Regions from separate parts of the Homo sapiens genome. Here region 2 is linked to region 1. The links are chromatin loops, found by intact Hi-C in ENCODE. Cell type or tissue: endothelial cell of umbilical vein. All regions are shown on one strand. Each heading gives the region's core, and the rest is flanking DNA. Links, peaks and the distances in the headings are about the cores only.

Region 1 (16,513 bases), core at 4,494-12,493:
TGTAAAATACAGCAAAGGCAAAAGAAACATGGTACAAAGAGGAGAGGAAGATTCATCTCTAGATCTTAGGAAGTTACTTAACATCTCTGTGTCTCTTGATAGATACTTTGAACATATGTACTCCACAATTCTTTTATAGATAGAGTGTGTCTGTATGTTTTAAAAAATTGTGTGAAATTGCCTCAAACACATCTACAAGAGAATACAGTATTACCTACTTTTATTTGGAAATATAAAAGTTGTATATATTTTGTAGTCTGATACATAATAAACTCTGTATACTAGCTTTTAATACTATTAAGTTGGTGGTATTGATAGGTCCGTAAAAATAACAGTAGTGTTTCTGCTAGTGAAGTAGTATAAAGTTGTCCCCTGGACTAAAATCCCATAATCTCTAAAATATTCAGAGTAAAAGAGCTATACTCAACACTGTATAACCAGCAAATACTCTTCTTCTTCGATGTTGGTTTTATAAATGGAGAGCACAAGAAATATTCAATTTTTATATTGCCAAATAAAGTTAGAAATAATACTGTATTCTAATACAGATATGGTTGAAGCAGAAGATTGCAAGCTGATCTTTTTTAAAAAACAGGTAAGACAGTTATCCCTCTAAGATTTCTTAGAACTGTCCAATACAAGTAACAAGATAAATATCTTGAAATTTTAAAGAAAACCATTGATGTTACAAAATTAACATGATGTTATACATTTAAAGTTTGGAATCACTGATTTAAATATAAATAAGCTTTAGTGTAGGGCCAGAAACGGCTAGTCCTTTTACACTGATTGCATAAAGGGCCAAAGACAACAAAGTAAACTTGCTCGCATGGGGAAATATAGCATAGAAAATTATAGAATTCGCAACAGCATCTCTGACCACAAACAATACTTTAAAATTATGCCTCGAACATAAACTTACTTGTTCACACGTATATTTTCCTGGCACTTTCTCCCTTTTGTTTTCTACCATCTATAACATCACAAAACAATGGAAAAGAGAAAGAACCCAAAAATTCTCCCTATAATCTCACCTTTCTGATTTCCAAGTCTCAGATGATTGGCTTCATGAGTTTCCATTCATTATATGCAAACAGACTGCTTGAGTAAGAAGGTATATAGTCGAATGTGTGAAAACTTTTATTTGTTGTGTGGTTGTGAGGGGGGGAGCAGATATAAAAATGTTTTGTGATACTGAAGTCTGATTTTAACATTTAGTAATCCTGGCATGATCAGAGGTAAATTTTCTTGATGTCACAGCTCTAAAGTAAGAACTTCCAAGTAATGTGATAACTACAAAACAAAGCATCATGGGCAGTGTGACTACTTCCTGAGGTGGACATCTCCTATTCAGAGTAAAGTTACTTCCAAATCAAAAATGGGATTTGTTATTTTTGAATTGGGGTGGGGGCGGGATTGTGTGTGTGCATGCATTTATTTGTGTGTGCAAGTGTGTGTAATATTGTACTTTATGAAGCCAGTATTTTTTTTTTTTTTGAGACAGAGTCTCACTCTGTTGCCCAGGCTGGAGTGTAGTGGTACAATCTTGGCTCACTGCAACCTCTGCCTCCTGGGTTCAAGTGATTCTCCTGCCTCAGCCTCCCAAGTAGCTGGGATTACAGGTGCCCGCCACCAAGCCCAGCTAATTTTTGTATTTTTAGTATAGACGAGGTTTCACCATGTTGGCCAGGCTGGTCTTGAACTCCTTACATCAGGTGATCCACCCACTTCGGCCTCCCAAAGTGCAAAAGGCTACCTTGTAAGTTCCCTTGGGATAAGAACGTTTACAGCTCCCTTTCTTTATAATATACTTTGAACTAATGGCTAGCAGCTGGAAATGCTAATACCTTGGCTGAGGGTTATTTATATTGATGAAAACAGCATTAGAGGTTGAAAACAGATAGGCAGGCTCTAAATTGGATAGTTGAGAATTTTATTTCACTAGGGAGGAATAAAAATGTGCTTTTCATTTGGTGTATAAACAGCTCAATATCCCAAAGGAGAAATGGGAAAAGAAAATGCAGAGAATTCATACACATATAAATCAACCAACATATGAAAATTTATGCATCACCAAAAATCTCTAAAAAGGCAAATTTAATTTTTGATTATCAAAATTATAAAAGATATCTTAAAAGATTATACTCATTGTAAGAAAGGATGCTCTCAAATAGACACTTATTTTCTGCTGGTGGTAATATAAATTAGTAGAATCTTTCCTAGAAGATAACGTGGCTATTACCAAAAGCCTTGAACACTGCATATCCTTTCATTAAGTATTTGTGCTACTTACATGATTTTTTCAGGAAATAATCTGAAATGTGGATAAAGCCTTTTGCATAAGGTAATTATCACAGCATTAATCATTTTAGAGAAAAATTGGAAACAACAGACCTAACTGCAAGTGGAAATCTAGTACACGATCAGGTGTTACCTCAAATCACTGGAACACAGAAGGCAGAAGGCTTTCTAAAACAAATAGTGTTGGGACAAATTGCCATTTGGAAAAAAGATGAAATAAGATCCATTACTCACAGCATACATGAAAATAAGCTCAAAATGGATTAGATATATAAATGTAAAACACAAAACCATTCAAGTACTAGAAGAAACACGCATGAACTTTTCTATAACCTTGATATATGGAAAGGCTTTTAAACTACCACTTGAAATCCAGATGCAACTTTTAAAAAGATTGATAGATATGACTACTTTTGTGTGTGTGTGTCTGTTTTTTTTTAGACAGGGTCTTATTACTCCATTGCCCAGGCTGGAGTGCAGTGGCACGATCTTGGCTCATTGCAACCTCCGCCTCCCAGGTTCAAGTGACTCTCCTGCCTCAGCCTCCAGAGTAGCTGCAACTACACGTGCGCCATCACACCCGGCTAAATTTTTATACATTTTTAGTAGAGACAGGGTTTCACCATACTGGCCAGGCTGGTCTCAAACTCCTGATCTTGTGATCCGCCTGCCTCGGCCTCCCACAGTGGACCATGTTTTTTTAAAAAGGCTTGTGTGGCAAAAAAGAATAAAAACAAAAAACAAGCAAAGTCAAAAAACAAGCTGAGCAAATATATGCAAAACACTTCACAGATAATGACATTATCCCTAATACTTGAAGAACTTTAAAAAATTGAAGGAAAAAAACAAATATCCTGTTGAGAAATAAGCAAAATATGAATAAATAATTCACCAAAAAAAATTTTTTAATGGTCCTTAAGACATATGAAACTATAATCAACTTCACTTTAATATAAATGGGCTGTGCGCAGTGGCTCATGCCTGCAATCCCAGCACTTTGGGAGGCTGTGGATCACTTGAGCTCACAAGTTTGAGACCAGCCTGGGCAACATGACAAAACCCCGTCTCTACAAAAAATACACAAATTAGCCAAGTGTGGTGGTGCACTCCTGTAGTCCCAGTTACTCCGGAGGCTGAGGTGGGAGGATGACTTGAGTCCTAGAGGCGGAAGTTGCAGTGAGCAGTGATCGTACCACTATACACCCCAGCCTGGGTGAGACAGAGCAAGACCTTGCCTCAAAAAGAAAAAAAAAGAGAAAAAAAAGAAATGCATATTAAAACTATGCTGAAATATTGTTCCTTACCCATGAAATTGGCAAATTCCAAAGCTTAATAGTAGGCTCTGTTGACAAGGCTAAGTGAAACAGACTAGAGGGAATGCAAGACTTGTCTATCTCTTATGGAAGAAAATTAGGCAATAATTAATAAATATTCATTAACTCATTAATATTTATTTAACTTTTGATTTAGCAATCCTATTTCTAGTGTTTATCCTTAAGATATGCCATTAGTATTACTAAAAAGTATAGATAAAGTTATTCACTACAACATTCTAACATATTCAAGACATAAAATAAGGCTGGAAACAAGGGAAAAAATTTAAACTGAATGCAAAAACTAAATCAAGGTATTTTCAAATGAAATCACATTGAGGGATAAGAAAAGGAAAAATCAGGCAGACAGCTAAGGCTAGTCCTTGGAGAAATAGCCTGAAAAATCACAGCTACAGGCACAAACAGAACAACCTGGGGAAAAACTAAACTGCAACTACACTAATAAGAAAGCAAGGCCCAACAGAGAAGCCTTTTTTCCTTTGTGTGATTAGCGGGCTTCCAGGAAAAAGGTTCCTCCCCTTTTCAGGCATATACATGGTAGGCTCTGTGGGAACCTGCAAAGGAATGGGGGTGGGCTTACCTGAAACAGACCTGCAGTTAAACAAACAAGAGAAGCTTCACTTTGTGCTTACCCAAGACATACCCACAGCTGCAGAGATAAGGAGAGTTACACAAATAGCTACAGAGATGAGGGGAGTTTCTTATAAAAGCTTTTGGATTCAACTGTAAAAACAGCAACCCACTCAGGCCCCCTCTCCACTACAAAGAGCTTTCTTCTTTCACTTATTAAACTTTGACTCCAACCTCCCCCTTGCGTCCATGCTCCTTAGTTTTCTTGATTGTGAGACAAGGAGCTCGGATAACACCTCAGACAACGAGACCATTCACCCCAGACCATTTCAACATCAAAGAAGGAGAAACAACAAAAACAACAGTGAACTAATGTAAGTAACTTTTGGACACAGTACAATACTTTATTTACCCTTAGTCTGGGTGAAAAAAATATATGATACACAAAGATAAAACACAATAGCAAAATGTTAAAAATTGTTGGACCTGAATGAATGGCACAGGGAAATTATTTGTATTACTGTCACGCCTTTCCTGCAAGTTTGTAATTATTTCAAAATTAAAAATTAAAAAATACAATTCCAGTTTCTCTCTCACACCAAATTCAATAGTAAAATATTAAATATTAGACATATAAAAATGTGTACATGCTTTTTTTTGCCAAAAGTTGATGCTAAAAGCCAAGCAGTCTGAGTTTGTCATTTTCTATTTTCTAAGGTAGTTTTGAGAGATTTTTCTCTATTTTCCCATGTTTTTAGAATAACTGGAATTAGAAAGTAGAATCAAGGAATGAGTGTTTTAAGTACTTCCTGAAGCACATTCTGGAATCTTGATCTTGAAACCAAGCTAACCATCCATACTACAGGTATAATTATGTTTAAAATAATGTCTATATCAGAGAATCCTTTATAAATAAGGTATACAGTCATGCACTGAATAACAACATTTTAGTCAGCAATGGACTGTATGACAATGATCCCATAAGATTATAATGGGGCTGAAAAATTTCTATAGCCTGGTGACATCATCGCCATTGTAATGTCATAGAACAATGCTTTACTCACATTTTTGTGGTGATGCTGTTAAAAACAAACTTACTGCACTGCTACCTGTACAGAAGTATAGCACATACAATTATGTATGTTACATAATACTTGATAATAATAAATGACCATGTTAATGGTTCGGGTATTTACTGTACTATATTTTTTTTTTTTTTGAGAAAGGGTCTCACTCTGTCCCGCAGGCTGGAGTGCAGTGGTGCCATAATGGCTCAATGCAGCCTTGACCTCCTGGCCTCAAGCGATCCTCCTGCCTCATCCTCCCTCAGGAATGGGACTACAGGCGTGTGCCACCATGCCTGGCTATTTTTTTTATTTTTTGTGTCTCACTATGTTGCCCAGGCTGGTCTCCAACTCCTGAGCTCAAGCAATCCTCCTGCCTTGGCCTTCCAAAATGCTGGGATTGCAGGCATAAGCCACCACAGCTGACCTATACTTTTTATGTTATTTTAGAGTGTTATTTTACTTTTATATGTAGAAAATTAAATGTAAAATAGCCTCAGGCAGGTCCTTCAGGAGGAATTCCAGAAGACAGCATTATTATCATAGGAGATCACAGCTCCATGCATGTTACTGCCCCTGAAGATGTTCCAGTGGGGTAAGATGTGGAGGGGTAGGACAATGATATATGTGGAGGGGTAGGACAATGATATGGATGATCCTGACTCTATGTAGGCCTAGGCTAATGTGTGTGTTTGTCTTAGCTTTTAATAAAAAAAAAAAAAAACTTTTAAAAAAGATGAATAAAATAAAAATAGAAAAAGCTTATAGAATAAGGATATAAAAAAAGAAAATACTTTCGTTCAGCTGTAAAATGTGTTTGTGTTTTACATGAAGTGCTATTACAAAAGAATAAAAAAGTTTTTTAAAATTAAAAAGCTTATATAGTACAAAAGTTACAGTTAATACTGTCTTCTGGAATTTCTTCTGAAGGACCTGCCTGAGGCTGTTTACATTTAATTTTTTATGTGTAAAAGTAAAAGGAGTACATTCTAAGTGTACAGTAATGTCCTAGGCCTTCACATTCACTTGCCACTCACTCACTCACTTACCCAGAGAGACTTTCAGTCCTGCAAGCTCGATTCACCATAAATACCCTATATGAGCATTCAATTTTTTATCTTTTATACAGTATTTTTACTGTACCTTTTCATTTAGATACACAAATACTTACCATTGTGTTACAACTGCCTATAGTATTCAATACAGTAACAGGCTTTACAGGTTTGTAGCCTAGGAGCAATAAGCTATACCATATAGCCGAGGTATGTAGTAAGCTGCACCCTAGATGGTATCATTAGGTTTGTTTAGCTACATACTATGATGTCTGCACAACAACAAAATCACGTAATGACACATTTGTCATAATGTGTTCCTATCATTAAGCAATACATGACTGTATGTGGGTACTATTACTGTTTTCTAAAAAGCATCTAAGCAAGCATTTAAAAAAATAAAAATACAGTTTACAAAATTAACTTAGAGTAACAAAGTTAGCACTTTTCACTGGCAATCAAACAGAAATATAAAAGTTAGCAACAAATCTGACAATTAAATTCCCTATGCCAAGCCCATACGTGGTAGGTAGATTGGCCCCGAAGAGATGACCTAATCTCTGGCAACTGTGCATGTGTTACCATACATGGCAAAAGAGACTGCAGATGTAACTAAAGTTAAATCCTTAAAATAGGAAAATTATCCTGGATTAACTGAGTGGACCCAATCTAATCATGAGAACACTTAAAAGCAGAGAAATGTTTCCAGCTGTAGTCAGAGAAATGCAGCATAAGGATAAATAAGAGAGATTCAAAGTATGAGAGGAACTTGACTCACCACTGCTGGAGGAGCCACATGGAAAGCATGAGAAAGAATTCAGAAAGCATCTAGGAGCAAAGACTCATCCCCCATCTGGCAGCAAGGAAACAGGGACTTCAGTCCTTCAAGTGCATGTAACCAAATTCTACCAGTTGGAACCTGGGTGAGCCTGGGAATGAATCCTCCCCTAGAGTCTTCAGAGCCCACTGCAACTGACACTTAGATTTTGGTCTCATGAGACAAGGTTTAGAAAAACCAGCTGAGCCCAGCTAGACTTCAGACCTATACATCTGTGAGATAATAACGTGTTGTTTTAAGCCACAGAATTTGTGGTAGTTTGTTATAGCAGCAATAGAAAACTACATGTATTAGCATTTTCTTAATTTATATTTCATTCTAAATATCTTTAATTTGTCAAGGTGGATTAAAAAATGAGAGGCTATATTACCACATTTCTAGCTTTTCATTTCCTCACATTAATTTTGTCACTAAAATGGAAACATAATGCTTGACTAGATTCTGACCATTGAAAAATACCAATTTTTAATTCATGTTAGTCTTTTACTTTTAAAAATGTTTTTTAAAAGCCATTTTCTCTTGGAATATTTTACATGAAAAGTATGACTCAAGTGAGGGTCTATCTATGCAAAGTAGAACTGAGTGTTTCCGACATACGTATACATTACATCTATTACCAGCTGGTGCTCACAGGGTTTTGCGGGAAGGGGACAGTGTTAGAATGCTACATGAGTTCATTTCTTTTATATATTCATATTAAGTGTATCTCCATCTGCTGAAGTACTTCCATTGGCATGGATGAAAATGTCAGTTGAGTGAATTCCAGGCAATTCTCCAAGGTAAGAAAGTTAAACAAGCGAAAAGGGCCAACACATATAAAGAAGGAACTTATCTTTTTAGCAAACGCTATGAAAGCTTTCGGTGTTTTTTTAGAACAAGCAGACATTCTTAGGAAATAATTAAAATAATCTGTCATAGAAAGTAACTGATGAGGTACTGATAAAATTAAGTGGAAAAAATCAGCTAGAGGAACTTGTACTGATTTATCACTTCCTGGAAACTGGGGCTAGTAATGTAGTTCATTCAGTATGCAATCCTCTCTATTAGCCTCTAACATTTAAGAACTATAGTTGCTTTTGGTATGCGGGTTTTAAAAGGGCTGAGTAGCCTAGGACAGTGCTTGTCAAATTTCTCTGGTCAAGGATCAATTTCTTCTTCATTTTTAAAGAAACTTTCTAATCGATTGCAGACCAATAATTTTGTAAAATATAACAAAAACATATTACTAGAAAAATGAAACAAAAAACCAAGACACAAGGTTTGTGAATGGCTGTGCCTAGCACATGTGGGTGCTGAAATATGTTTAATAAACAGACACCACTTTCAGAAAAGCTGGTTCAAAAATGGATAGGTTTTCATCAGAAGCTTCTCAACAAAAGCACCTGGTATATCCAGATACTGAGAGTAGGCAGTACCCTCAGACATCTTGTAACAAATAAAATTAAATATTTAATGAAGCTCTAGGATGCATTACATTTTCTTCAATTAGAGAATGACAGCTAGGCAATTTAGCAGTATTAAAGGATTAAATAATCTCTGATTATTTTTCCTGCTATTGTGCTTTTTTGTCCTAAACCCTAACTACACTTAAACATAGATGAGAAATCAATATGAAGAATAGTACAAAAGTCTAATAAAGGTGAACACCGGAATCTATGTTAGAGGGTTTTCACTTGTTCCAAATAACATCTAAAAAGTCTTAATTTTCATTTCCTTTTACACAGAGGATTTTTCAGTGTAATAATGCACACTTGCATGTAGCTTAAGATTCTTTTTTTTTTTCTTTTTGAGACAGAGTCTCGCTCTTGTTGCCCAGGTTGGAGTGCAGTGCCGCCATCTCAGCTCACTGCAACCTCTGCCTCCCGGGTTCAAGTGATTCTCCTGCCTCAGTCTCCTGAGTAGCTGGAATTACAGGCGCCTGCCACCATGCCCGGCTAATTTTTGTATTTTTAGTAGAGACGGGTTTTCACCAAGTTGGCCAGGCTGGTCTCGAACTCCTGACCTCAGGTGATCCACCCACCTCGATCTCCCAAAGTGCTGGAATTACAGGCCTGACCCACTGTGCCCAGCCTTAAAATTCTTTTAATTATATACTTAGATGTACGTTTTATATTTATATATGTATTGAAATTATATATTTCATAACTACCTGTATTCAGTGTAAAGTGAGGAATGCATTTAATACTTTCACACATACAGCATTTCCTGTTTAGTCTCATATCAAGCATAAAGCCAATGACTGCTTCCTCTTCGCAGAATAAAATGTAATAATAGCAGCATTCTAATGCAATCTGCACTGATGACAGCAGAGGGCACTGTCATATAAAATAACTTTTTTTTATTGTGCATAAGAATTTTGTGCATTATTGAACACTAGTTTTCAAGAGGCTAGGATTTCTGTAAACGGTCTTATATACCAAAAAAACTAGAAAATCTCTATTTGTGTGAGCATGAAGTGACATATTTTAACTGATGAATTGAAACCTGAGTCATAAATTATAAAAAGAAAAATTAATATAAAATTTACTGTTTTTCATAAGTTAGCATACTGAAACTTTTCTCATTCTATTTCTACTACTATATGATGCCATTTATATGAAGTCAAAAAAATAAAAAATATATTTATTATAGAATATTTAGCTTATAAAACTATAAAGGAAAGCAAGAAAGTAATTACCATAAAATTCAGGGTAAAAGCCAAGTTGTGAATACAACAGGAAAGTTCTTGAAGGAAATTCAAAGTGCTAATCCAGTGAACACATGAATAATAAGGAAGCGAAACAGTCTTATTGCCGATGTGAAGAAAGTTTTAGTGGTCTGGATAGAAGACCAAACCAGCCACAGCATTTCCTTAAGCCAAAGGCTAATCCAGAACAAGGCTCTAACTCTCTTCAACACTACAAAGGCTGAGAGTGGTAAGGAAGCTGCAGAAGAAAAATCTGACGCCAGCAGAGGTTGGTTTATGAGGTTTAAGGAAAGAAGTCATCTCCATAATATAAAGGTGCAAACTGAAGCAGTAAGGGGTAACACAGAAGCTGCAGCAAGTGATCCTGAAGATCTAGCTAGGGTTATTGATGAAGGTGGCTACACTAGCTAACAGATTTTTACTGTAATATTAATGATCATTTGGCAGTATTCCCTGTGAGCCAGTGGTGACAGTGGCCATGGGGCGACACTCCTCCACCTTTGGAAAGGGGAGAAAAGACTGGAAAGGTCTATGTCTTGTGGTCTGAGTTACAGCTCAGACAAGTCAGAACACCAGCTAGACTTCTAAAGTTTTTGACTCTAGTGTCAGGCTCCCAGACAGCACCTCTGGACTTTTCCAGAGTCTAGTGGAAATCACCACCCTGCAGGGAAGAACACAGGCCTGGATGGCTTTGCCACTTGCTGATTGTAGAGTCCTAGTCCCTCAAGTGAACATAGGCAGTATCCAGGGGGTGGTTATGGAAGGCCTTGGGCAAGACCCAGTGCTGTGTTAGCTTCAGATGTGACCCAGCACAGTCCTAGTGGCGGTGGCCATAGGGTTACTTAGTTCACTTCACCCTCAGCTCCACGGGGCTCAGCAGAGAGAGAGAGAGATGTCATTTGTTTGGGAGAAAGTGAGGGAAGAGAACAAGAGTCTCTGCCTGGTAATCCAGAGAATTCTTCCGGATCTTCTCCAAGACCATCAAGGCAGTATCTCCAGAAGTCTGCAAGAACCAGAGCATTACGGGGCTTCGGGTGCCCTCTAAAGCAGATACAGCTTAGATCACAACACCTACGTCCTTCTGAATATCTAGAAAGCCTTTCCAAGAAGGACCACTACGAACAAGCTCAGACTGTGAAGATTATAATAAATACCTAATTCTTCAATGCCCAGATACCAAAGAACATCTACAAGTACCAAGGCCGCCTAGGAAAACATGTACCCACCAAATGAACTAAACAAGGCACCACAGACCAATACTGGAAAAAGAGATACGTGACTTTTCAGACAGAGAATTCAAAGTAGCTGTTTTGACAAAACTCAAAGAAATTCAAGATAACACAGAGGAGGAATTCAGAATCCTATCAGATAAATTTAAGAACAAGATTGAAATAAAAAGAACCAAGCAGAAATTCTAGAGCTGAAAAATGCAACTGGCATACTATTGAAGAATGCATCAGAACTTTTTATGGCATAACTTTTTATGGCAGAAATGATCTAGCAGAAGAAAGAATTAGTGAGCTTGAAGACAGGCTATTTGAAAATATAGTCAGAGAAGACAAAAGAAAAAAGATAAAAAAGCATCCCTACAGGATATAGAAAATAGTCTCAAAAGGGCAAATCTAAGAGTTATTGGCCTTAAAGAAGAGGTAGAGCAAGAGACAGGGTTAGAAAGTTTATTCAAAGGAATAATAACAAAGAGCTTCCAACACCTAGAGATAGATATCAATATCCAAGTACAAGAAGGTTATAGAGCAGCAAAGCAGATTGAACCCAAACAAAAGTACCTCAAAGCATTTAATAAACTTCCAAAGGTCAAGGATAAAAACATGGTCTGTAATAAAGAAAGGATCCTAAAAGCAGCAAGAGAAAAGAAACAACACACAATTAAGCTCCAATATGTCTGGGAGAAGACTTTTCAGTGAAAACCTTACAGGCCAGGAGAGAATGGTACGACATACTGCAAGTGCTGAGGGAAAAATCCTTTCATGCTAGAATAGTATATTCTGCAAAAATACCTTCAAACATGAAAGAGAAATAAAGACTTCCAGACAAACAAAAGCTGAGGGATTTCATCAACACCAGACCTGTCCTACAAGAAATATTAAAGGGAGCACTCTAATCAGAAAGAAAACGATGTCAATGAGCCATAAGAAATCATCTGAAGGTAAAAAACTCACTGATAATAGTAAGCATACAGAAAAACACAGAATATTAAAACACTGTAACTGTGTCTTATCTTAAGTAGAAAGACCAAATGATGAACCAATCAAAAATAATAACTACAACTTTTCATGACATAGACAGTATACAACAAAAAATTAAAAAGCCAGAGGATAAAGTTAAGGCATAAAGTTTTTATTATTTTCTTTTTGCATGTTTGCTTGTTTATCCAAACAATGTTCAGTTGTTATCAGCTTAAAATAATGGGTGATAAGATAGTATTTGCAAGCCTAATAAGATGCAGTATTTGCAAGCCAAAAAACATAAAAGATACACAAAACAATTAAAAGCAAGAAGCTAAATCAAATCACTGAGAACATCATCATCACAAAAAGGAAGAAGAAAAGAAAGAGAAGACCACAAAACAACCCAAAAAACAAATAAAATGGCAGGAGTAAGTCCTTACCTACCAATAATAATATTGAATGTACATGGACTAAACTCTCCAATCAAAAGACACAGACTGGTTGATAGATTAAAAAAAAAAAAAAAAGACCAAATGATCTGTTGTGTACCAGAAACACATTTCACCTATAAAGACACACGAAGACTGAAAATAAAGAAATGGAAAAAGATATTCCATGACAATGAAAACAAAAAGAAAACATGAGTATCTATATTTATTTCAGACAAAATAGATTTCAAGACAAAAATTGTTAAGAAGAGATGAAGAAAGTCACTATATAATGATAAATGGGTCAATTAAGCAAGAGGATATGACAATTTTTATGCCACCCATCACTGGAGCACCCAGATATATACAGGAAACATTATTAGAGCTAAAGTGAGAGATAGGCCCCAATACAATAATAGCTAGAGACTTCAACACCCCACGTTCAGCATTTGATACGGTTTGGATTTGGGTCCTCACCCAAATCTCATGTAGAATTGTAATCCCTAATGTTGTAGGAGGAGGTGATTGGATCATGGGGGCAGCCTTCCCCCTTGGTGTTCTTGTGATAGTGAATGAGTTCTCATGAGATTTTGTTTAAAAGTGTGTAGTACCCTTCCCCTTTTCTCTCTTTCTCCTGCTCCAGCCATGTAGGACGTGCCTGCTTCCCCTTCATCTTCTGCCATGAGTGTACATTTCCTGAGGATTCCCCAGCCATGCTTCCTGTACAGCCTGTGGGACTATGAGCCAATTAAACCTCTCTTCTTTATAAATTACCCAGTCTCAGGTAGTTCTTTATAGCAATGCAAGAATGGACTAATACAGCACTGGACAGATCTTAGAGACAAAAAATCAACAAAGAAACATCAGACTTAATCTGCACTATAGAAACAAATGTACCTAATAGATATTCATGCAATATTTCCTCCAAGAGCTGGAGAATACACATTCTTTTCCTCAGCACATGGATCATTCTTAAAAGTAGACCATATGTTTGGTCAAAAGACAAATCTTAAAATATTCAAAAAATTAAAATAATAAACATCTTCTGTGATCACAATGGAAACTACAAATCAATAACAAGAGGAATTTTGGAAACTACACAAATACATGGAAATTAGACAATATGCTCCTGAATGGCCAATGGGTCAATTAAAAAATTAAGAAGGAAACTGAAAATTCTCTTAGAACAAATGATAATGAAGTACAACATACCAAAACCTATGGGATACAGCAAAAGCAGTACTAACAGGGAGTTTATAGCTATAAGTGCCTACATCAAAAAACAAGAAAAATTTCAAATAACCTAATAATGCATCTTAAAGAACTAGAAAAGCAAGAGCAAGCCAAACTCAAAATTAGTAGAAGAAATACTAAAGATCAGAGCAGAAATAAATGAAATCTAAATTAAAAAAATATTGACTGGGCATGGTGGCTCACGCCTGTAATCCCAACACTTTGGGAGACCAAGGCGGGCAGATCACGAGGTCAGGAGTTTGAGACCAGCCTGACCAACATGGTGAAAGCCCATCTCTACTAAAAATACAAAAATTAGCTGGGCATGGTGGCATGCACCTGTAATCCCAGCTACTCAGGAGGCTGAGGCAGGAGAATCACTTGAACCTAGGAGGTGGAGGAGGTTGCAGTGAGCTGAGATTACACCACTGCACTCCAGCCTACTGCACTCCAGCCTGGGTGACAGAGTGATACTCTGTCTCAGAAAAAAAAAAAAAAGACAGAAAGAAAATAATACAAAAGAGCAATGAAACAAAAAGTTGTTTTTTTTGAAAAGTTAAACAAAATTGAAAAATCTCTAGCCAGACTAACAAAGAAAAAAAAAAAGAGAAATTCCAAATAAATAAAACCAGACATGAAAAAGGAGACATTATAACTGATACTGCAGAAATTCAAGGATTATTAGTGGCTACAATGAGCAACTACATGTCAATAAATTGGGAAATCTAGAAGAAATGGACAAATTCCTAGACACATAAAACCTACCAAGATTGAGTAGGAAGAAATTCAAAACCTGAACAGACCAATAACTAGTAAGGAGATTGAAGATGTAATAAAAAGTCTCCCAGTAAAGAAAAGCCCAGGATGCAATGGCTTCATTGCTAAATTCTGCCAAACATTTAAAGAAGAACTAATGGCAATCCTACTCAAACTATTCCGATATTCTGAAAAATAGAGGAGGGGATACTTCCGAACTCATTCTGTGAGGCAAGTATTACCCTGATACCAAACCAGATAAAGACACATCAAAAAAAGAAAACTATAGGCCAATATCTCCAATGAATATTGGTGCAAAAATCATCAACAAAATACTAGCAAACTGAATTCAACAATATATTAAAAAGATCATTCAACATGACCAAGTGAAATTTATCTCTGGGATGCAAGGATGGTTCAACATACACAAATCAGTCAATGTGAAACATCATACCAACAGAATGAAGGACAAAAGCTATATAATAATTTGGACTCATGCTGAAAAAGCATTTGATAAAATTCAATATCCCTTCATGATAAAAAACTACCAAGAAACTAGGTATAGAAGGAACATACATCAACATAATAAAGGCCATATACATATATGACAGACCTTCAGTTAGTATCATACTGAATGGGGAAAAGGTAAAAGCCTTCTCTCTAAGATCTACAACACAACAAGGATGCCTACGTTCACAACTGTTATTCAACATAGTACTGGAAGTCCTAGCTAGAGTAATCAGACAAGAAAAAGATATAAAGGACATCCAAATTGGAAAGGAAGAAATCAAATTATCCTTGTTTGTAGATTATACAATCTATGTCTGGAAAAAGCCTAAAGTTGCAAAATAAAAAATCAACATACAAAAATCAGTAGCTTTTCTATATGTAAACAGTGAACAATTTGAAAAAGAAATCAAAACAGTAATCCCATTTACAATAGCCACACATAAAATTAAATACCTAGGAATTAACCAAGGAAGTGAAACATGTCTATAATGAAAACTATAAAACACCAATGAAAGAAATTGAAGTGGACATTAAAAATGAAAAGATATCCCATGTTCGTGGATTGGAAGAATCAACATTGTTAAAATGTCCATTCTACCCAAAGCAATCTAGATATTCAGTGTAATTCCCATCAAAATACCAATGACATTCTTCACATAAATCGAAAAAAAGATCCTAAAATTTATATGGAACCACAAAAAACACAGAATAGCCAAAACTATGCTCAGCACAAAGAACAGCCCTGGAGGAATCACATTACCTGACTTCAAATTATACCACAGAGCTACAAAAACCAAAATAGCATAAAAACAGACAACCAGTGAAACAGAATAGAGAACCCAGAAACAAATCTACACATATACAGGCAACTCATTTTCAACAAAGGTACCAAGAACATACACTGGAGAAAACACAGTCTCTTCAATAAATGATGCTGGGAAAACTGGATATTTATATGCAGAAGAATGAAATTAGACCCCTATCTATCACCACAGACAAAAATCAAATCAAAATAAAGAAAAAGAAAAAACCCAGAAAACAAACAACAAAACACACACACACACACACACACACACACACACACACACACACACACACACACACACAGGAAAAAATAGATTAAAGACAAATTTAAGACCTCAAACTCTGGAACCACTACCAGAAAACACTGGCGAAAATCTTAGGGTCACTGTACTTGGCAAAAATTTCTTGAGCAATATTCCACAAGCCCTTTCTCACACTGCTATTAAGAACTACTTGATACTGGGTAATTTATGAAGAAAAGAGGTTTAATTGACTCATAGTTCCACAGATTGTATGGGAAGCATGGCTGGGGAGGCCTCCAGAAATTTACAATCATGGCAGAAGGCGAAGCGGAAGCAGGCATATCTTCACATGACAGAGCAGGAGAGAAAGAGCGAAAGGAGAAGTGCTACACACTTTTAAACCACCAGTTCTTGTGAGAACTTACGCACTTATCATGAGAAGAGCAAGGGGGAAGTCTGCCCCCATGATTCAATCACCTCCCACCAGACCCTTCCTCCAAAATTGA
Region 2 (16,513 bases), core at 3,039-11,038, 340 kb after region 1:
AGATCGGGAAGTGTTAAATGATGATAAACATGGAAAGTAGTCAGTGCAGTGAACACATACTCCATAAATATTAGTCATTATTCTATCTTATCCCCCTTTCTTTCTGAAATTCTCTCTTACCTCCTAGTTTCAAAACTTCCCTTCCTGGTTCATTCCATATTTAACTCTGGTAACTTCTATGTACACTTCCCACATAGTATGTCCCTTCAGCTATCTTATGACCCTGTGCCCATCTCTCTCTCTCTCTCTCTGTCAACCATTTTCATACCTGGCACATTCTCTCTGCTCTTGCTACCCTCCTCTTTTCTCCAGCTCCCTGTAGTGTTTTGACTCTTCCTTTGCCCCTCCAGCCTCTCCTGTCTAGTCCTTATGCACTGACTGGGGACATTCCCTTCTTTTCTCCAAACCACCTTTTTCTGCAATATTCAAGCTTTCTTCCTTCTCATTCCCCTCCCTTACACTCAATGTTTCCTTTCTTTTCACCAGTCCACCTGTCTGTTCCTCATAATTCTATTTTGTTTCCCTTTTACTTTCTTACTTGAATTTCTCACTTGGTTACTCTTGGTGGCCAACAGTAAAGATATGGAGAAGTCTGTTAAAAGATTTACATTTCCCAAAATCAATATTCCTTTTTAAAGCTGTCATCATATTCAGTTATGTAAAGCATCCCTCTTTTAGTTCTTAGGTTTTGTCTCATTGGGAGTGTTTTATATCTGCTTCTGAGACTCTCTCCTTTTAAAGCCACTCATGCTCTGAGAATGTTCGCCCATTATACTCATCTAAGAACTGCTGTATGTCGCTGACTTCTGTATCTTATGCCTTGAGTCCTCACTGTACTCCAGTTCCATTTTTGTTAAATTCCCACAGAGCTCTTCTATTGGTGATTCCAAGCCATCTCCAACTGAGCATGCCTGAGACTGAGCTCTTGATATTGATAGCCAAGCAAGGCTGCTTTATACACTTTCTGGTGTCTTTTCTTTTCTTGTTTCTTTGGTGAAATAGTTTTATTACTCTTTTTGATATCTTCCGCACTTCTCCTTTATAGCTAACATGAACCTATCTCCTGTTGTCTTATTCTCAGAAGATATTTTCTTGTCTTCCCATGGAAAACAATACATCTATCTCAATAAACTGTATCAAAAGCTGTATATTGTCCTACTATTTTTGTCAAGAACACAATTTATGCTATATTTATTGCTATTAAAACCTAAATTCTTGCCTTGAGTTTAACTTATTTTTTAATTATATTATTCCCTGGCATAAGTTACTTGTGACCCATACCCCCAACATTTCTTTCTCTCTTCCTGTCTTTTTCTCTCACATATGCCTTCTCAATTTCAAACTCTTCCCTTTAGTTCATTCTGTTTATTTCTTTATGGGTTACTTTTATTTTAAAAAACTTTTCTGCTAAGCAATAAAAGGGAATGAACTATTGACATATGCAATCAGATGGATGAATCTCAAAATAATTATGGTTACTGAAATAAACCAGAAAAAAAAGAGTATGTAGCTGTTGATATGAAAATTCTAGTTAATGCAGTCTAATTTGCAGTGATTAAAAATCAGATATATGGTTGCCTGTGAAGCTAGGAAGTGGGGTGTGGCGAGTGGTCGGAGCAGTGTGGGAATGGTGGGGACAGGGGAAAATAGACAGAGGAGGTAGGGAAGTTCCTGAAGATGAGAATATAAAGAGAAAAAGAATACAAAGAGGAAGAGAAAAAGAATACAAAGAGGAAGAGAAAAAGAATACAAACAGGAAGAGAGAAATTTTTTAATGTGTATATGGTTGTTACTGAGGTGATGTGTTCCAGGCCATATATATAATTAAAACGTACCAAATAATACGTTTTAAAATGTGCAGTTTATTATATGTTTATGATACATTAATAAAGCTTAAAAAAAAACCTCTTCTAAGGAGGCAAGAAGCAAACATTTAAGTTGCTTAAGTATTGTGCAAGCAGCAGGCCCTTGCTGCTAAACCAAACCATATTGCCTAAGCACCCAGTCAAAACTCCTCAGTCTAACTTTGAAGATATCTCTTAAACTGGCCCTAACTGACTTTTTTTTTCAAATTCACCACTCATTACTGTTTCACATTTTAATTCTCCTGCCAGCCTGGCAACTTGTTCCCAATATACCCTGTTGCTATCGCCATCTTTGTAAATATTATTCTAGCAATACACCCAGCAAGCTCTTTGGCCCCACTCCCTTCCACGATTATCTCAGCCCATGGTTGTCACTCTTTTTTCTCAGCTATCTTTGTACTTATGGTCTTTATCTTGTCTTTGAGTGTTAACACAGTGTTGAAAAATATTTTTGTGGACGATTTTCCTAATTTTTAATGCTGTTTTGATTTTCTGTTTATGCCATAGAGCTCAACTCAGTTAAATATGAAGTAAAATCAACCACTTAAAAAAGGGAAGCCCATGTATTGTGCTGTTGAATGATAATGAAATTTTGAAAATGTCCAAACTAACATTCCACCTTCCCATTTGCTCACCCCTGGGCCCAGGGTCAAAAACTCTCCTAGGAGTAGGCAAGTGTCCTCTTTAGGGGAGTTGTTTATTGTTCAAAGTGGACCTTATGTTTCGGCTTCTCCGGAATCATATCTAAGAAGTTCAGATATTCCTCTTCTCCATGCCAAGACAGCCTACAAATGGGAATTATACTGGGTGTCAGAGCATTCCCTTGACAGGCCCAGATGCAATGACAGCTCAGGTGTCCTCACAGGATCTCCTCCTCTATCTTTTCCACAGAAGAACTCATTTTATCATTGGTTTCTTTCTTCCGATACTGTTTTCTGGGGGGTGGTGGTGAAGGTCCCTTATTTCATGAATGCCATTTTTAGCTTTAGATTTATGATGTTTTTGTTCCAAAACAAATCTCTACTAATTCTAAAGTGTAGACACTATTTTCAAAAAGAGAAGACTTGAAAGAAATGTTCTCCCACAGAGGTTTTTTTTTCTCCTGTATTATTCCAAGCTACTTAATTATCTAATCACATTTAGAACTGTAGATATGTAAGTTAATCTTATACAACCTTGTATATTTAATGCATGTTACCTAAACTGTAATTTTCAGTTCTAAGTTAATTGTTTTATAGAAAATGGCTACATTCAGACTTTCCAAAATAGGCCTTTATGTTCATTAGGTCTCCTTGTTACATACCAGTTCCATAATTCTTAAAATAAAACTTTATTTCCTTGGCACTTGTATTGGGTAAAGACATTAGCCTTGGAAGGACTGGCTAATATTTATTGACCAATTCAATATATTTCTCAATATATTGAATTTACCTCAGAAAATAAAGTCAATGCTTTGTAAAATTGTATGAAATAATGATGTTATTGAATTATACTGACACTGAAGCAGAAGTAGCCAAATAATTATTTAAGGATATCACTGTACTCTTCCAGAACATGAAATGGTTGAGCATGTCATACAATGCAGGCACAAAGCTTCTTTCACTTTGGTTGTAATGTCTGCTATAAAATCAAATAAAGATAATATAAACACAGTAATGAAACTACTACTAATTGTGAAATCTTCCATCAAAGGCAATCTCAATTTTTGGCTTTTTAACCTATTTTTATATAATTACATTTTTAATGTAAAATATTAGCATTTCAAATGCAAAGTTATATGAAAAAATATGCCGTTTCATTCCTTTCGCTGTCCCTTCCCAACCCATTTTCACTCACACCGATGGGCAACTAATTAAATAGTTTCTCGTTAATCCATCCTGCATTTTCTGTTTGTTGGCTTGTTGTGTGTGCTTTTTAAAAATAAGTATATCTACATTTATATTTACTCTACCTGATTCTCCATATTTATTTATCCCTTATTTGTTCCTAATTTCTTCCAGAAAAGTTAGAATACTATATATATTCCTTGGTACCCAGATTTTTTTCACTTATTTTTTTTCCTGGGAAATTACTATGTATGTCCTCTTAGAGATATTTGTCATCTTTAAATTTTTGTTTGTTTGTTTGTTTGTTTTTACTAACTACATAGCATTCCTCTGTGTGGATATTCAGTAGTTAATTCAACCAATACCCTATATGTGGCGATTCAAAATTATCAAACACATTTCAAATACAAGTAATATCACAATGAATAACCACCCCCCCCCCATATTTCATAGCAGATGTATTTTTAAGGTGAATTCCCAGATGAGAGATTGCTGGTTCAAAAGATGATTGCATAGGATGTGTAGTTCTGAAATAAAATGGTCTAGACTCACATTTCTCTGCTTTTCCCCTTTAAATGCAACTACATTCCCTAGAGACTATTCTACAGTGATGACAGGACTCTGAATGAGGAGAAATAGATACATAAAGACTGGCTAGAGACCTTGAGACTTTATAAATGTCATCATAAATGGTTCTCTGGGTTTTCTTTTATCTCTAATATAATCCTTGATTGGGCACCAGAGAGGTCTGCAACCTGGAACTGTCAATAGGAATACACAAGAACACCAAGAAAAATTGCCCTTTCTGGCCAAAGGACAGAAAAGTGGAAGATCAGCAGAGAACTAGTAGGGAACCCAGCTCCCATTCCACAACCTGAGCACCTGTAGGCAGTCTAATGCATTGGCAGGAGTGGCAGCAGCACAGAAGGAAACCCTAGGCCATTCTAGCTTCCACTCTACAACCTAGGCATCAGAGAGTCGTGTCATCTGCCTACAGGTCAGCAGTGTAGGTGACCTTCATTCCCTGCCCTCCATACCTGCAAATTTCACCCCACTAGAAGGTCAACAGGTGGCCCAGAGAAGTGATTTCTGCCCACATAGATGGTTCCAGCAGACATTGAGTGAGAGCTCAATAACATCAGAAGAACCAGAACAGAATAACATTGTAAGCGCTGAGAAAACTAAACTGCCATTGGAACTGAGTCCCGCAAAAGTATACCAGAACCTATATGCTAAACAAGGCTACCGTGTACTATGATAGAAAATTTATATAGGATCCAGGGATTTACACAGGATCAAGCATAATAACCAAAATGTCCAAGATACAATCAAAATCATTTGGCATACTAAAAGTGAGACAAATCACAATTTGAATGAGAGATGACATTCAACAGATGTCAATATGCAGATGAATCAGATGTTGAAATTATCCGCTAAGGATTTTAAAACAGCCATCTTAAAAATGCTTCAATATCTAATGGACATTTATAGAGCACTTCACCCAAAAGCAGCTGAATACAAAATTGTTTTAAGTGTCCGTAGAACACTCACAAAGATAGAGTATATCCTGAACAATAAGACATACCTTAACAAACCTAAAAAATTAAAATCATAAAGAGTATGTTCTCTGACCATAATGAAGTAAGCCAGAAATCAATAAGAAAATTCCTCAGGATACAGAATGAAAAAACATTAATTGCATTTCTATACGCTGACAAATGGATATTAAAATTTTAAAAATAGGACTATTTTTAGTAACTTTAAAGAAACTGAAATACTTAGATTTAAATCTTATAAAACAGGAGTGATGTCACCAAAATGGCAGAGTAGAAGCAAGCTGGCTTCACTTTCCCTTGACAGAAAACCTAAAAAAAAATACGGCACTAAGATTATCATCAGCAATATTCCAGAACTCAAATATGAAAATGAGACAGTTCCTGGGTCGACAGAGAAATGAAAAAAAACTCTGTGCAGAGGGTGAAAAAAAAATCAGACATTTACATTTGAGATCCCTGTTCCTTGGTCTGCCAGGCACAAAACCCAAGGAAAATTTCTCCCTGACTCATGATTACTATACAGGAAAACGTGAGATCAAGGGGGACAACCAGCTTCCCCACCATCTTGGGTTCCTTGGCAGAAGACCCGTCCCTCCTCAAACCGTTGGAAACATCACAAATGCCCAAAGGGAGAAAAATTCCTGAGGACAGCTAGAGACAAAGCGGAGAGATGGGACTAGCATCCACAGGTGAAAAACACTGCTCTGTATCGAGGCCAAAGGAGATGCCAAATCAGAGTAGCTGTTCAGCAGCACAGTGCTTTAGCGGGTACACGTGGGTCTCCTGAGCATGAACTTTTAGTCAGCCTTCCTACACTGCCAGGATGCCAGGGTATTCTCTTTGGGACCTTCCCCATCCAGGACAGGCAGCACTCTGAACTTCGTTAGTGCCGAAAAGGCAAATCTGGGCTAAAATGCCATCTAGTGCTGGAAAGGAGGTAGTGACCCAGCAAAAAGATACTGAACAGCTACATCGCAAATAAATATCTAAGCAAACATACTCAATAAAAACCCAAACAAGCCAGATAGAGTAGAATTAATAACTAATTCTTCAATGCAAAGACATATATATATATATATATATATCCACAAGAAACAACACTAGCAAATGGTGAACCATGACCTCCTCAAACAGACAAAGAAAGGAGCCAGTGATCAACCCCAACAAGAAGGCAATAGATAAACTCTCCAATCAGGAATTCAAAATAGCAGTTTTTAAGGAAACTCAGAAATCTCCAAAATAACACAAATAAGCAATTCAAAAATTTATCAGAGAAATTCAATGAAGAATTTGAAATAATTTTTAAAAATCAAACAGAAATCCTAGAACTTAGAGGTATATTTGCTTAACTAAAAAGTTCATTAGGGGCTTTTAACAGTAGAATAAATCATGCAGAGAAAAGAATCAGTGAAGTCAAAGACAGGCAATTGGAAAACACACAGTTTGTGAGAGAGAGAAAAAAAAAGAATGAAAAGGAATGAAAAATGCCCACTGTTAAGAATTAAAGAAAGAGGAAAGAAACAAAAAGTTGCTCCACAGTCAAGGACAGGTTTATTTTAGAGAAAACAAACCTGAGAGGGGCGTCTGGCTGAGTTAGGTCGTGCCCACTCTCTTACTAAGAGTTTTTAAGGATTTAGGGTAGGAGAGCTTATCAGAGGCTTGGACTGCTTCTGTGTCTCTTTTGTGTCTTTGTTGTGCTTATCTGGGAGGGAGAGTTGTGTGTCTGTTCCCATACATCCCTGCAGCTGAAGGCATACCTGCAGGGTCTGCTTTTAGCTTCCCTATCTTAGTGCACCTGAAGGGAAAGGAATGTGATTATTAAGGCCCACTGTTTTACTGGGGCCCGTTGTATGAGGGTGAGGTTTCGCAGTTACCCAAGAGACATTCCCCACACCTCCCTTCGTGCCCAAGCAGCCTCATCTGTGTTTTACTGTCTGCTCTTTCTGGCTGCTTGTAGTTGGAAGAGAAGTGATTTCCTTGAAGTGCATGAGGCTAGAAAGGGAGCTGGAGCTTAAAATGGTGGTGTTTGTCCGAAATGATGGTGTCCGAAATGATGGTGCTCCTGCTCTGTCACCCACAAGATATAAAAAAACTACCTTAAAAGAAAATCTAAAAATTATTGATATTTAAGGGGGATCTGAGAAAAAGAAAAAGATAGAAAGCTTATTCAATGAAATAATAATATAAAACTTTCCAAAACTTTAGGAAGATATAAATATTCAGGTATGCAAAGGTCAGAGATCACCAAACAGATTAAACCCAAGTAAGACTACTCCAAGTCATGCAATAAAATTCTCAAAGGTCTAGGGTAAAAGGGGATCCTAAAGACAGCCAAAGGAAATAAGCATAAATGTATAAAGAAGCTCCAATTTGGCAACAGATTTTTCAGTAAAAATCATATAGGCCAAGAGGGAGGAGGATGACATATTCAAAACAGTAAAAAAAAAAAAAATGCCTACTGAGAATATTATACCCTGAAAAGTTATCTTTCAAACATGAAGAAGAAATATAGTTTTTTTCAAAATAAACAAAAACTAAGAAAATTGATCACAACAGACCTGTATTACTAGAAATCATAGAGAGAATTTTTCAGTTTGAAAGGAAAAAGACTGACATACAAAAATAAAACATAAAAAGGCATAAACCCCCCTCATAAATAAGTACAAAGACAAGCTCAGAATACTGTAACAAGATTTTGGTATGTAATCCAATGAACTCTAGTATGAAGACTAAAAGACAAATCTACCAAAACCAATAGGTGCTACAGCAACCTGTTAAGAGATAGTCAGGATAAAAATATTTCAATTGAAACAACAAAAGTAAAAATGTGGGGGGAATGAAGTTAAAGGGTAGAGTTTGTCATTTTTCCTTTATTTCTATTATTTTCTTTGTGATAAAAGATAAGTTGCCATCTCTTTAAAATAACTTGTTATAATTATAAGATTTTTGCAAGCCTGATGGCTACCACAAAGCTAAAACCTATAAAAAATGCACTAAAAATAAAAACAATAAATTAAAACATACTACCAAAGAAAATCACGTAAGCACAAAGCATGACAGCAAGAAAAGAAAAGAGGAATTACAAAACAACCAGAAAACATGCCACAAATGGCGGCAGTAAGTCCTTACTTATCAATATTAACATTGATATAAAAGAAATAAATTCTCCAATGAAAAGATATAGAATAAATGAATGCATAAAGAAACAAAATCCAATTATATGCTGCTTATAAGAAGCCCACTTCACCTGTAAAAACACACATAGACTGAACTTGAAGGAATGGAAAAAGATATCCTATGCAAATGGAAACCAAAAAAGAGCAGGAATAGCTATATTTATATAAGATAAAATAGACAACAAATCAAAGACTGTAAAAACAAACAAACAACACTCTTTTAAAAAAGAGGTCAACTCAGCAAGAGGATATAACAACTATAAATATCTATATACCCAACACAGTAACACTCAAGTATATAAAATGAGCATTAATTGATCTAAAGAGAAAGATGAGTTGCAATACAATAATTGTTGAGACTTCAACACCCCACTTTCATTAATGGACAAATTATCTAAACAGAAAAATCGACAAAAAACAGCAGAATTAAACTACATAGTTGACCAAATGGGCCTAACTGACATTTTCAGAACATTTCACTCAATTATTGTAGAATGTGCAGTCTTCTCATCAGCACATGAAACATGCTTTAGAGCAGGCAGTATATTTGATCACAAAACAAGTCTCAACAAATTCAAAAAAGTCAAAACTATATCAATTATCTTCTCAGACAAGAATGGAATAAAACTAGACATCAATAACAAGAGAAGGCTTGTAAACTACACAACATGCTCCTGAAGAAATTAAACAACGTGCTCCTGAAGGACCAAAGGATAAATGAATAAATTAATTTAAAAATTAAAAAAATTCTTGAAACAAATGAATATAGAAATACAATATACTAAAATCTGTGGGATACAGAATAGGGAAGAGGGAAGTTTATATCAATATGTGCCTATATAAAATAGTAGTAAGGTTTCAAATAAATTACCTAATGATATATCTCAAGGAACTAGAAAAACAAAAATAAACTAACCCCAGTGATACTAGAAGGGAAGAAATAATAAATATTACAGCAGAAATAAATGAAAGCGAGACCAAAAGAACCCCCCAAATCAACAAAACAAAAAGTTGGGTTTTTGAAAAGATATACAAAATAGACAAACCTTTTTCTAGACTAAGAAAAAAAGAGAAGACTCAAATAAATAAGATCAGGAATAAAAAAGCAAGCATAACAACTGATACCACATAAATACAAGGAATCTTTAGAGGCTATTACGAACAACTATACACTAACACTTCGGAAAACCTAGACTCAGTGGATAAATTCTTGCACACATACAAAATACCAAGATTGAATCAAGAAGAAATAGAAAACAGACCAAATGTGATTTACAAGATTGAATCAGTAAAAAATTTTCTCATCAAAGATCAGCTTAGAACCTGATAGTTTCACTGCTGAATTCTGTTAAACACTTAAAAAAGAATTAATATGAATTCTATTGAAACAACTTGAAAAAATTGAAGAAGTGACAATACTTTCAAATTCATTCTAAAAGGCAGAATTACCCCAATACCAAAACCAGACAAGGCGACAACCAAAAAAGAAAACTACAGACCAATATCCCAGATGAACATAGATGCAACTATTCTCAAAGAAGTACTAGCAAACTGAATTCAACAACACATTAAAAGGATAATTTATCATAATCAAGTGGGATTCATTCCAAGGATGCAAGAATGGTTCAATGTATGCAAATTAATAAACATGATATATCACATTAACAGAACCAAGGACAAAAACCATATATTCATTTCAACAGGTGTTGAAAAACCATTTGATAAAATTCAGCATCTCTTTATGATAAAAAGTACTCAACAAAATGGGTATAGAAGGAATATACTTCAAAACAATAAAGGCATATATGACAACCCCACAGCTAACATCATACTGAATGGGGAATGCCTCTAAGCTCTGGAACAAGATAAGGACATTCACTTTCACCATGTTTATTCAACATAATACTATAAGTCCTAGTCAGAGCAATCAAGCAACAGAAACAATAAAGGGCATTGAAACTGGAGAAGAAGAAGTTAAAAGATCCTTGTTCACAGATGACACTACATTTAGAGAACTCTAAATGCATCACCAAACACTGTTAGAGTTGTTAAACAAATTCAGTAAAGTTGGAGGATATAAAATTAACATACAAAAATCAGTAGCATTTATATACACCAGCAACTGAAAAAGAAATTAAGAAAACAATTCCATTTATAATAGCAAAAAAAGTAAAATACTTAGGAATAAATTTAACCAGAGAAATGGAAGATCTTTACATGGCAACTATAAAACATTGATGAAAGAAATGAAGAGGACACAGGAAAATGGAAAAACATTTCATGCTAATGGATTTTAAGAATTAATATTGTTAAAATGTCAGTATCAAAGCAAATTCAATGCAATCTCTGTCAAAATACCAATGACGTTCTTCACAGAAATAGAAAAAATAATTCTAAAATTTACACGGAGTCACTAAAGCCTCCAAATAGCCTAAGAAATCCTGAAAAAAGACCAAAGTTGGAGGCATCACACTGCCTGACTTTAAAATATACTACAGAGCTACAGTAACCAAAACACCATGGTACCAGCATAAAAACAGACATAGACCAATGGAACATAATAGAAAACCCAGAACCAAATCCATACATTTAGGATCAAATCATTACTGAGAAAGCCTTCAAGCATTGTACATTGGAAATAAGACACACTTTTCAATAAATGGTTCTGGGAAAACTGCACATCCATATGCAAAAGAATAAGATTAGACACCTATCTGTCACCATACACAAAAATCAAATAAAAATTGATTAAAGACTTAAATCTAAGACTGGAAACGATAAAAGTAGTAAAAGGAAACACTGGGGAAATGCCCTAGAACATTGGTCTGTGTAAAGGTATTTTCAATAAGACCTCAAAATCACAGGCAACGAAAGCAAAAACAAACAAATAAGATTACATCAAGCTGAAAAGCATCTGCACAGCAAAGGAAACAATCAACAAAATGAAGAGGTAACCCACAGAATGGGAGAAAATATTTGCAAATTACCCATATGATAAGGGATAAATTATCAGAATATAAAAAGAACCCAAACAACTCAGTAGCAAAAGAACCAATAATTCAATTTTAATATGAACGAAAGATCAGTATAGACATTTCTCAGAAGACATGCAAATGGCAGACGGATATGTGAAAAAGTGCTCAGCATCACTAATAGTCTGAGAAATAAAAATCAAAACCACAATGAAATGTCATCTCACCTCAGTCAAAACTGCTTTTATCAAAAAGATAGGTAATAACAAATGCTGGCAAGGATGTGGAAAAAAGGGGACCTTTGTATACGATTGGTGGGAATATAAACTAGTACAGCCATTATGGAAAACAGTATGGAAATTACTTAAAAAATTAAATATAGAACTACTATAGGATACAACAATTCCACTATCAGGTATATATCTAAAAGAAAAGAAAGAAATATATCAAAGAGATATATCCACTCCAATGTTTATTGTGACACTATTCAAATAATCAAAATATGGAATCAACCTAGTACCCATAAGTAAGTGAATAGATAGAGAAAATGTGGTATATACACATGTATCAGTCTGCTCTCACACTGCTATAAAGAACTACCTGAGACCGGGTAATTTATGAAGAAAAGAAGTTTAGTTGACCCACAGTTCCACAGGCTTAACAGAAAGCACAGCTGAGAGTTCTCAGAAACTGATAATCATGATGGAAAGCAAAAGGGAAGCATGCACATCTTACTATGGTGAAGTTGGAGAGAGAGAGAGAGAGAGAGAGAGAAGGAGAGATAAGTCACACACTTTTACACCATCAGATCTTGTGAGAATGCACTATCATGAGAACAGCAAGGGAGAAATCCATCCCTGATATGGTTTGGCTGTGTCCCCACACAAGTCTCATCTTGAATTGTAGTTTTCATAATCCCCACATGTCATGGGAGGAACCCAGTGGGAGGTACTTGAATAATGGGGGGTGGTTTCCCCCATGCTATTCTCATGATAGTGAGTAAATTCTCATGAGATCTGATGGTTTTATGAGGGGCTTCCCCATTTGCTTGGTTCTCATTCTTCTCTCTCCTGCCACCTTGTGAAGAAGGACGTGTTTGCTTCCCCTTCTGCCATGATTGTAAGTTTCCTGAGGCCTCCCCAGCCCTGTGGAACTGTGAGTCAGTTAAACCTCTTTCCTTTATAAATTACCTAGTTTCAGGTATGGCCTTATAGCAGTGTGAGAATGGACTAATACAGCTCCCATGATCCAATCATCTCCCACCAGTACCCTCCCCTGACATGTAGGGATACAAATTGAGATGAGATTTGGACAGTTACACACAACCAATACATATAAATACACAATAGAATAATATTCAGCTATAAGAAAAGTGAAACCCTATAATTTCCAGCAACATGGATGGAACAGGAGGCACTTTGTTAAGCGAAACAAGCCAGGAACAGGAAGATGAACATCACATGTTTTCACTCATATGCAAGAGCTTAAAAAGTGAATCACATGAAGTCAGAGGGTAGATTGATGGTTACCATAGGTTAGGAAGGGTAGGGAATCAGGGGATTGAAAAGAAGTTGATTAATGGGTACAAAAATTCAGTTAGATAGAAGAAATAAGACCTATTATTTGATAAATAAGTAGAGTGACTATAGGAAACACTAATCTATTATATATTTCGTAATAGCTAGAAGAAAATAATTTGTATGTTTTCAGCATAAAGGAAAGTTAAATGTTTAATGTGATGGATATAAAAATTAATCTTATTTGAAAATTATATATTATGCAAATGTATCAAAATATCACATATACCCCCAAAATATGTACATATATCATGAATCAATATAATACATAAATAAATAAATAGACTTGGTTTCCAGAAAAAAATAAAAAAAAATAAATCTTAGAAAACATACAAAGGATCTTGATGATGAAAATTAAAAAGTTGATGACAGAAATGAAAGAAAACATAAATACTTCTAGGCACCATATTTATAGTTTGAAAAACTCAATATAATAAGGATGTACATTCTCTTTTAATTTATCTATAGATTTAACATATTTCTTCTATCTGTATTTCAGTAAGGGTTTTTCTTTACAAAAGCAATCTTATAAAATTTATGTGAAAAATGAAGACCCTAGAATAGCACTATTCTAGGAGAATAAAGTGAGAGAAATCATTCTTCTTAACATACTATATAGACACAGTAATCCAGATAGTGTGGTACTATTGGAGTAATAGACACATAGATAAATGGAACAGAATAGGAAAACCAGAAATATATCCTCACAAATATGCTGAATGAGTTTTTGACCAAGTTGCAAAAGCAATTTAATGCAAGAGAAATTGCTTTTTAAATAAATGGTGCTGGAGCAGTTAGACATCCTTAGGCAAAAAGAGTCTCGACTAACTCTATAATACAATCTTCTACCAGAACTAACTCAAAGTACATAAGGAATGTAAATATAAAATATAAAACTATGAAATTCTAGAAAATAAATAGGTTAAAATCTTGGGCACCTAGAACTAGGTGAAGAGGTCTTAGACATGACTCCAAAAGTATAACATGTAAAAGGAAAATTGATCGGACATCTGGAAAATTTAAAAAATTCACTCTGTGAAAGAGTTTGTTAAAAAAATGGAAAGATAAGCTGACGACTGTGAGAAAATATTTGCAAACCACATATCCAACAAAATATCTAGAATATATTAAGATTTCTCAAAACTCAGCAATAAACAATCCAATTAGAAGATGAGAAAAAGACATAAACAGACATTTGATAGAAGAGATACTGATGCCAAATAAGCACATGCAAAGATGTGTAACATCATTGGCCATTGAAGAAATAAAAACTAAAACCACAATAAGATATGACTAATGCTCATCAGAATGGCTAAAATAAAAGCAATAATGATAACACAAACACTAGTGTGGATGTGGGGAGAGTGTCACTCATATGTGGTACATCAACTGTGAGAAATAATTTGGAGGTTATTTATAAACTAAAATGGACCTACCATATGACCTGGCAATTACCCTCTTAGGCATACATCTCAGAGAAATAACTTATTTTCCCTCAGAAAATTACGAATAGATATTCACAGCACCTTAATTTGTAGTACTCAGAAGCCCAAATGTGCTTCGGTGGTTGAATAATTAAGCAAAGGTGGTATATCTATGGCATAAACTCAGAAATAAAAGGGAATGAACCATTAATACACGCAGCAACTTGAATGAACCTTAAGGAAATTGTTTTTAATGGCAAAAAAGGCTAATATCAAAAGGAAACAGGTTGCATGTTTTCATTTACATAACACTTGTGAAATAGCTTAAGTATTGCCATGAAGTACATATTAGTTATTGCCAGGGCTCAGGGTGGGATGTAGGGTGGGTGTGGATATAAGTAGGTAGGATGAGGAAGTCTTGTGGTAATGGATGGTTAAGTATTTAATATCTTGATTTTGGTAGTGAACCAATGTCAACAGTCTGATGTTGATAATGTAAAATGGTGACATTGGGAAAGTATAGGTGAAAGGGTACACGTGAACTCCCTGTATTATTTCTTTTCACTTTACTATAAATCTATAATTATTGAAAAATTAAGTTTAAAAGATGAGGGTATATGTTGGTTTGTTATATATGGCTGAATTCTCCTGCAAGGGTTGTAATATTTTTCTCTGCACCAGTAATAACGCTTTTAAGTTGTCCATCTTTTTGCTAATTTTAGAGCAGAGAAATGGTATCCTAGTATTCATTTGCATTTCTCTTATTATGAATATGTTAACACAATGTCAAAGCAAATTCACATGAATCATAAAATTTTCCAACCTCAATCTTAACTAATGATTTTAAGGATTCAAGCCAGAAGTAGACATGGACAGAATTTAGTTTTAGATGACAGGGAGTTATTCATACACTGCATCCTAATTGTCTTTTTTTTCCCTAAAGTAATGTGCAGTTTCAACTTGGATTAACAGACATTTCTGAAGAATATATGCAAATACATTGTTTTCAAAGACATCAATTTCAGTTTTGGGGCTCCCCAGCTTTATGCTTTGTTACTTACACAGATAAAGAAATGCCTATATGATTAACTCCCATCACCAGCTCTGCCTCAGAAATCCATAAGCGTTATGTTTATTTGCAATAACTGTCCTGGTGCATGCCATCTGAATAAAAAGCATTTTTATAGACTGAATCTCTGTTATTCAGCCACTTGTTTACTAGGAGATCTGATATAGGTTGTTAACCTATGTGTAAAGAAATCTGGTGTAAGTTAATAATTACCATGGACATTCTGCTTAGGGAGGGATGAAGCACAAGTCTCTGTTAATTTATTTCCAAGGAATACAGTTAGCCAAGGCAATCCTAAGCAAAAAGAACAAAGCCAGAGGCATCGCACTACTTGACCTCAGACTATACTATAGGGCTACAGTAACCAAAACAGCATGGTACTGGTACAAGGGCAGGCACATAGACCAATAGAACAGAATAGAGAACCCAGAAATAAGGCCAGACACCTACAACCATCTGATCTTTAACAAAACTGACAAAAACAAGCAATGGAGTGAAGACTTCCTATTCAATAAACGGTGCTGGGATAACAGGCTAGCCATATGCAAAAGATTGAAGTTAGACCCCTTTCTTACACCATATACAAAAATCAACTAAAGATGGATTAAAGACTTAAATGTAAAACCCAAAACTATAACAATCCTGGAAGACAACCTAGGTAATACCATCCTGGACATAAGAATGGGTAAAGATTTTATGACAAAGACACCTGGTGCAACCTCAACAAAAGCAAAAATTGACAAATGGGATCTAATTAAACTTAAGAGCTTCTGCACAGCAAAAGAAATGATTAACAGAGTAAACAGGCAACCTACAAAATGTGAGAAAATATTTGCAAACTATGCATCTGACAAAGGTCTAATATCCAGCATCTATAAGGAACTCAAACAAATTTACAAGAGAAAATCAAACAACCCTATTAAAAAGTGGGCAAAAGACATGAATAGACAGTTTTCAAAAGAAGACATATATGGAGCCAATAATTATGTAAACAAAGCTCAACATCACTGATTATTAGAGAAATTTAAATCAAAGCCACCATGAGATA

What was found. A loop is a pair of places that touch in the nucleus more often than their neighbours do. Peaks named below come from ENCODE experiments on the same cell type or tissue, not always from the same donor. Only the 100,000 strongest peaks of a DNase experiment are listed, where the experiment ranks them.
Region 2: it touches region 1 in a loop (9-fold over the local background); 1 of 110 quality-filtered maps calls a loop at or near these places.

The regions. Positions count from the first base shown.
Region 1 is chr6:127,293,470-127,309,982 of GRCh38, forward strand. All of the region lies in intron 5 of ECHDC1 (ethylmalonyl-CoA decarboxylase 1), which reads right to left. Among named protein-coding and RNA genes, the nearest start is that of RNF146, 35 kb to the left of the region's middle. In endothelial cell of umbilical vein, for the core only: a CTCF peak has its summit at 9,453 (motif pointing right); DNase peaks (open chromatin) are centred at 7,132, 7,942 and 9,452; H3K27ac peaks cover 704 bases.
Region 2 is chr6:127,636,036-127,652,548 of GRCh38, forward strand. No RefSeq gene overlaps it. Among named protein-coding and RNA genes, the nearest start is that of LINC02536, 20 kb to the right of the region's middle. In endothelial cell of umbilical vein, for the core only: a CTCF peak has its summit at 6,171; no DNase peak of the experiment used is centred there; H3K27me3 peaks cover 646 bases.